3 separate regions of the Mus musculus genome follow, and regions 2 and 3 are each linked to region 1. A link is a loop called in an ENCODE intact Hi-C map of the cell type or tissue named here. Cell type or tissue: left cerebral cortex. All regions are shown on one strand. Region 1 has its middle 4.5 kb from the start of Pkd2. Region 2 overlaps Sparcl1 (SPARC-like 1). Region 3 has its middle 26 kb from the start of Mepe.

What was found. Hi-C counts contacts between places; a loop is a spot of excess contacts. Peaks named below come from ENCODE experiments on the same cell type or tissue, not always from the same donor. Only the 100,000 strongest peaks of a DNase experiment are listed, where the experiment ranks them.
Region 2: it touches region 1 in a loop (4-fold over the local background); 4 of 42 quality-filtered maps call a loop at or near these places.
Region 3: a loop joins it to region 1, with 2.9 times the contacts of the local background. A loop is called at or near these places in 22 of 42 quality-filtered maps.

The regions. Positions count from the first base shown.
Region 1 is chr5:104,453,729-104,456,228 of GRCm38, forward strand. It overlaps a transcript of Pkd2 not described here. Among named protein-coding and RNA genes, the nearest start is that of Pkd2, 4.5 kb to the right of the region's middle. In left cerebral cortex, no CTCF peak of the experiment used is centred here; a DNase peak (open chromatin) is centred at 1,036.
Region 2 is chr5:104,111,073-104,113,572 of GRCm38, forward strand. Sparcl1 (SPARC-like 1) reads right to left here. Exons shown (of 11, transcript NM_010097.4): 1 at 2,305-2,500. It overlaps LOC330143 (a long non-coding RNA gene), which reads left to right. Exons shown (of 3, transcript XR_003955771.1): 3 at 833-2,500. Among named protein-coding and RNA genes, the nearest start is that of Sparcl1, 1.8 kb to the right of the region's middle. In left cerebral cortex, a CTCF peak has its summit at 1,073; DNase peaks (open chromatin) are centred at 136, 581, 1,138 and 1,603; H3K4me3 peaks cover 2,500 bases; H3K27ac peaks cover 2,500 bases.
Region 3 is chr5:104,349,986-104,352,485 of GRCm38, forward strand. No RefSeq gene overlaps it. Among named protein-coding and RNA genes, the nearest start is that of Mepe, 26 kb to the left of the region's middle. In left cerebral cortex, no CTCF peak of the experiment used is centred here; a DNase peak (open chromatin) is centred at 1,238.

The DNA.
Region 1 (2,500 bases):
CTGGAATCCACCAAGACACCTGATGTCTGTGAGCGTTCACTAAAGGCTCGGTGAATTTGTTAATATTTCCTCATTAGCATTCGATCTGAATTCCACCGGGGATCTGAAAATGAAGTATTTAACTTCATTACTCTGAACAGGAAACTAGGACAGAGAGGTTTGGACTCTATCACCACAGTGCCAGCTAAGGCTGATGCCAAGATAACAGACACTGGCAGGTCGATCTAAATGCAAGCCAGATATGGAATGCCACAAATCTGAGCCTCACTTTATTAGCAATAAAATGAGACTAAAGGGAAGCTTTAAAACCGGCTAACATTTCTTCTTACAGTGGCACAAACATCAGATTTTCTGCTAATTATTTCAGATGTTGAGTGGTAAAAGGTTATTTTACAACGTTGTTAAATAAATACATACTTAGGGGAAATGAGGGAAAACAGTTTGTTTGGTGAGTTGCTAAGTAACACCACACATGCCAGGAACTCTTTGGAGTTCCTATGGAAGGTGGAGACGTCCGAACCAACAGGAACTCAGTTTGTGTCTGTCTCACTAGTTTTCACTGGAAAATTAATAAATAAACATTCAAATTAACAGAGGAGCATTGAACATATGTTGGACGTATTTGTGCCAAATCTAAGTAGACTCTCCTCAAGGTTGCTGTTCACAAGTTTCTCTGATGTCTACAGAGTACCCAGACTATGTGTGCGATTTGTGCAGTGTGTCCCCAGAAAAGCCCACGGCAGAGATGAAATGAAACCAAACAACATCCATGATATACACAACATGCCTCACAGTATCCAATTACTGAAATATGTGATACAAAGGACTGTGGTAGCTAGGCAAAGAAAACCACAACGTGTTATGTCTTACTTTATGTAAGGAAAACTTTATGAGAAGTAGCGTGTTTTAAATGACTCTTTAAAGGAAGTAACTCTGTTCACCGGGAGAACATCTGACAGCCTTGGGCCTTGCTTGAGTTAGTTGCTCTGCAAAGGATAAACCCAGTAAAGTAAAAGTAAAAACAGAGCGGGCGGCATTAGCAAACCAGAAAGAACGAAGAGTTGGACAGCTGGGCTCATGACTAAAGTTAAGCCAGATTCAGCATAAAGGAACCCAGTGCTTTTTGAATTATGGTGCATTAAAATTGCAGATTTTCTTAAAATTACTTTTCTTCCTTTTTTAAAAAAAATTTATTCATGTTATACATATATATATACATATATATATATATGAATGCTTTAGTTACATTCATATCTGCACAGCCGAAGATGGTTATAAACATTATAGACAGCTTCGAGCCACCATGTGGTTGCTGGGAATTGAACTCAGGAGCCCTGGAAGAGGAATAAGTGTTCTTAACCATTGAGCCATCTCTCCAGCTCCCAAATTACTTTTCTTTTCTTTTTTTTCAAAATTACTTTTCTTGCAAGTGAAAATGAGGCAAATACACATCCAACTCCAAGTTATTTGTTTAGATACATTTTAAACCAACTTAAATTACTTACTTGTTTAGACACATTTTAACCATCTGAATTACTTTTGGGGGTGGTGATATCTTAGGAAGAATGTTTCATATTTGTTTTAAGTAATTAACACTGTTAAAAAAAAAGTCCTACTATCACTACTAACTTTGTGATTTGTTTATCAGCATCAACTGAGCCTTCTATGATGTGGTCTTACTGTTTTTCTTAACCACTTCAACCTAGGGATTCCCTCTTTGCTGGAAACTTCCATATTAGTTAGATGCTACATGATAACTCATGCTATTATTTATATTCACGGGGACAATCTCTCCAACAAGAACACAACTCCATGAAGAATCTGCCTAAATTGAATTGATTTTTTTCCAACCCATCCAAACAAGAATCACATTTTATTGTGTAAGTAAAAACACAGAATTGGACATTCAAGGTAAATATAAAGTAATTGAGTGAATTCGATTGCTCTGTTTCTTCCTTGGCTGAGTCACTTTTTCCCCCCACTGATGCGGCACTGTTTAAAGCAAAGACTTCACACATACTAGGAAGAGAGGCCAAGGACAAATAAAAAAGGAACATATTCTTCAGTGCCCAGTTGTCTTCTAGTTGGAAAAAAAATAACCCAAAAGGCAAGCAAACAACTCTCACCCCCATTCCAAAGAGCCAGGAAAGGTCCAGCTCTATGACAAAAGATTCTTAAGCTTCAGTTGTTGCTTAACACACAAGGACTAGATTTTGCCCATTTCAGAGATCGTGTCTTGCTCCTAGATATGTGTCTCATGCACACTGGATTCTCAAGAAGTATTTTCTCTACAATTTCGAGTTTGCTACAGCCCCCCTGTTCTCAACAAACACATCGTCAAGCTAAGGCGGAGATGAACAAAGAATAATTATGGTGGATCAAAAAATAATTGATATCTTTCATTAATACAATTAATCATATTAATAGGATTAACATAATATGATTGAAACATAAACATGAATGTAGCACTAATAGCACATGGCATTTACCGTGTGACGTT
Region 2 (2,500 bases), 340 kb before region 1:
GTGTTTAATAAATACCTCATCTGATTCTTATAACAAAATCACCGGTGGGTATCCTTTGCCTAAGAGATGGTTAGCTGAAGCCTGGAGGTGTGACATGATGGCTAAGCTCACAGAGCTTGCAGCAGCGCGCGCGTGTGTGTGTGTGTGTGTGTGTGTGTGTGTGTGTGTGTGTGTGTGTGTTGGGGTTGGTACTCAGGTGTATCTATCAGACTTGGCAGCCTTATCTGTCCACTCTCTATGCTGTCTTGGAGACTTCAGTCTGCTTTCTGAAGATTGTTAGAGCAGAGCATACAAGTACAAGGGGGAGCCTAGCGTCCACACCCTTTTCAGAGTTTAAGTAGTGAAATATAGCCAGACCAATACTTTCATATTTGCTATCATCAATATATACGAGGCATACATCCATTTTCCAGCTCATTCTCCCATTCAATCTCTGCAGTATCTATTGATTTTATGATTCTGATTCATGGTTACAACAAAGGGTTCTTATGACAAAGTCATTTGCGCAGAGTCCCTGGGCTATTTCTTGTGACACTTCGCATGCAGATAAACCATGCCTATGTAGTCTAACAGAAGTCAGAGCTGTATGGTCATCATGTATGAACCAGGGCCCTTTTCATCTTTCTCATGTTAATTGCATTGGCTGTCTTTGAGGCAGTCACTTTTGTGCAGAGTTCTGTAAATCCTTTGATGTTCATGACAAAGAGACAGGCTGTGGCTAGGTGGTGGTCCTATCACCCCGGGAGCCTCTGCAGAAGGCATCCTGGGAGACCCGTAAGAGCTTCTCCTGGATTTATGGCTTTTTTTTTCTTTTTTTTTTCACCCACTAAAGATTGTTCCGTGGTGATAAGAAAGTCCAACACACCTCAAGCCTTTTGACAAGTTGTTTGTGTTATCCAACATGTTTTGGACATTGAGCTCAACTTAACCAAAGCAACCACGTCCATGTCTGGCTGCAAGTCAGCTGAGAAAGAACAGGAGTCAAGAGAGAATGTAAGGGACATTCTCGAGTTCCCCAGATGCTCCACCGCGCACCTCATCTGTCGCCACTATTTATTGTTTTACTGTGGGCCTGTGCCATAACAGCCTGCTGGCAAGACACTGAAGGGCAAGGAAACCACCCCAGAGTTCTAACTGCTCAATGGCTCTTTGGAAAAAAGTGGGGGTGGGGGCACGATCTTCAAACAACGCACACATTCTTTCCCCAGATGTGGGAAGTCGTGTCCGGTGATTGACAAGCAGAGGAAACAGACTGCTCTACCTGATTGGACTTCACTTAGACGATCCAAACTTTAAATCTTTCCTAAGAATGGGGTGGGGGGTGTCTTTAAGAAAAACAAAGGAAACCAGTCAGAAACAAAGATTTAGTGGAGCGAGCTGTAAACTGAAAACAAAACCCTGGGATCTAAGAGAAAGGAGAGGGTAAAATTTTTTTCTCCCCACTGCGGGTACATTTCTATTCTGTGTGGCTGGAGTCTGCCCCAGAGGAGTCTGCAATGTCAAGGTGGCACATTTAACCTCTTTGCAGACAAAAAGCACTGCAGATGAGACTATACTGCAGGACTTCTCTCGGGTACTTTTTCAACTGTATTGATTGGCAGCTGCAAGCAGGGTTATAGTTTTCTACTGCAGGGTGATCTTGTTCCTGAAGGAATGAGCGAGAAAGGCTCGCAGGAAGTGCTGTATTGGGGAAGGTGCAGATGGGAGGACCTTCTCAAAGACAGCACAGTTGTTAGCCCTGACTTCTCCTTTAGCATTGTGTTTTTCTAGAGAGGATGTAATGAGGAACCGGGCATATTCCCTGTCCCCTTGTCACCTCTTAACAAATGATAGGTAGCAGGAGGAGAGAGATCTGTGAAAACTGTGAGGGAAAGGATAATATGAAAGTAACCGAAGAAGAATGTACTGTTAGAGATATTTCCTAACTGAAAAACAAACAAACAAACAAACAAAGCATTCTACTTCTACACAGCTGTCAGGCCCATGACAGTGACAGATACAGTTAGGTAATTTAAACATGGCAAACACACATTTTTTAAAATTTTGAAATCTATACTTCTGGTTTGGCCATTACGAAAACTATGGTTTATTAGTGCTCGACATTTAATTTTGTAGGAGGAAAAGAGACATGGCCACACAAAGTAAAATTCTCCTTTTTCCTTCATATAAATCACTCCAAATGGGATTATAAAAATAAACACATGGCTTTGAATTATTTAAGCAGAATCATCAAGCAGTCTTTTTAGATCAGGGAAGTCAGTTTAACGCATGCAGTTGGGCAATATAAGCAAATTTAACATTTACCTGCGGAGAGGTGGCTGGATCCAGAGCCTTGGTAGCTTGAAGCCGAAGTTGAGTCCCCTCCTTGCACACAGCCAGGAGGTAAAAGTTTGACAAATGCCCAAGAGGAGCTAGCTCTTCCACCCCCCTCCCTCGTCAGCTTGGCTGCTTTGCCTAGAAGCACATTCACGTTTATTGGAGTTGAAATTCTGCTGCTCTG
Region 3 (2,500 bases), 100 kb before region 1:
CGCATTTTATCAATGGCCTCTGGAGATTCTTGAATAGATGCTCTAGAGTTGCTTATTACCAACGCTTACACGTGTATTCAAGTGGAATCTTGTTGAATGTGTATCTTAGGGAGTTTACCACTACATCCCTGAAAGTGTTTTAGAAATGCCTTCAGAACTCATGGCAACCCCATTCAGCTATCACTTCCTTATTCTCTCAGGAAGTTGATCAGTTTAGAATCGCTAATGTAGCTACTACTGATAGAAGCATTTCATGTTTCTTCATAAATGAACTCCCACAGAGTAGCTGCTGCTATATTCACACACACACACACACACACACACACACACACACACACACACACCACATCACCATGCCACTTCATGTGTGCCAACTCTCAAAGGATGTTGTCATGATTAATATCAGCTTGTCAGGGCTAACAGATGCCCAGGTAAGTTATAAACAGTACTGATGAATGGATCGGTTTTAGGTACACTCTGCTGCTTGATAAACACCTGGACCAAAAGCAACTTACAGTCCATTATTCAGAGAATCTGAAGAAGGAACACAAGGCACAAGCCTGGAGACAGGGCTAAGCAGAGAGTATAGAGGAACGATGCTATGCTTTGCCCCCTTGGGCTTGCTGGGCTGCTTCACTTATACAACCTAGGACTACTTCCAAAGGATAGCACCAGCCGCTGTGGCCTAGGCCCTCCTCCATCAATGAACAACCAATAAAATGCCCCCAAGACATGCTTCTAGGCCAATCTAATGGAGCCAGTTTCTCAGTTGAGGTTTTTCTTTCCTGTTATGTCAAGTTTACAACCAAGAGCAGCCATCACAGGTCTATGGAGGTGTTTCTGAAAGAGGAGAGAATTCAAATGAGCAAGCTAAATAAAATCATTAGGGTAATCCAATACACTGAATGTCAATGTGTGTGTGTGTGTGTGTGTGTGTGTGTGTGTGTGTGTGTGTGTGAGTCTATTTCCCCAGGAATGTGAAAGAAGGGGGCACTTTCTATCTGAATTGTCCAGCTATGCTCTAGGACATGAGTTCTCTGGCCTTCAGACTCAGGCTTTCACACTGCAGCCTCCCAGTTTGTAGGTCTTCAGAACTGAACTGAATCACACCACCAGCATACAGTCAGTGTACCATGGCATTTCTCAGCTCCCATAAATTAAGTGACTAGTTCCCATAAGGAGCCTCCTCTTCCATATGTACATATTTTGTACTGGTTGTATTCTCCTGGCAACTTCTGACTAACACAGGCATGCTGCTATTCATGGAATGAAAACCGTGGAAACCCACAAAGAAACAGGACCTACTGCATAATGAGTGCCTCCTAGTACAAGCAACACAAGCTTTCCTGTTCAAATGACTGGGGGATGCCCTATACTATCTACCACTCCATCCTGTGCTCTGCATATCACACCTGCAGGAGCACATGGCCCAGGGCATCCATCATGTCTCTATACAAATCAACAGCTCAAAATGACTATAAGAACTTCAAGTTGATGTGTTGGTGCATAGTTCACTGGAAGAGCACTTTTGCTAACGTGAATAAGACCGTAAGTTTTAGATATTCTCTCTCTCTCTCTCTCTCTCTCTCTCTCTATATATATATATATATATATATATATGTGTGTGTGTGTGTGTGTGTGTGTGTGTGTGTGTGTGTAAAACATATGGAATATATGTATATATATAAACATGGAATATATATGGAATACATATGTATTTATAAAGCATAAAGCTTTTACATATATATATACATATGCATATATATGTGTATATATATATGTATATATTCCAATTTCTTTTTAAATTAAAGCACTTCATGTGTGGGCCTGTTTTGAGCCCTCAGACTTCGGAAGCCAGCCCTGCACACACACAGGCACACACAGGCACACACAGGCACACACAGGCACACACAGGACCAGCCTCACTGCTCTTCCTCCTCTCTGCAATAGAAACTTACTTTTCTGTTATTTGTTTCCGTTTTTACAAAAGGATAAGAGACTGTTGAACAGAATGTCCTTTTTAAGCCAACAAAGCAGTGTGTCCACAGTGGGTCAGAGGCAGAGCAAGACTCAGGGGCGGGATAGAGCCTCTTCCGGGCTGGAGAAGCAGACCAGGAAGTCCCGGAAATGTCAGCCTGTTTCCCCCTCAAATTCAAACAGAACAGAATATTCCTTCTGTGGGTGGGTTTCAGCAAACACTGTAAAGGCCACTGTATACAAACCTTTCCAGAAGCAACGAGTAAAAGCAATACCAACTCCTACCCCTCTGTCTCACCTCATTTCCCTTGCTTCCTGTGGCTGCCCCGTCCTATTCAACAGACACTCACAAAAATATCGGTTATTAGACAACCTGTGGTTAATTTATATTTTTAGCATGTGCTGCTTGGGCACTGTGTGGTGATTTAAAGGGGCATACTAGCTCTGACAGAGTTTCTCAAATTCCCAGAAGCAACTTCAAAATAACGGTCATTTCTCCCTGGCTAGAAATCAGTTCATGTGT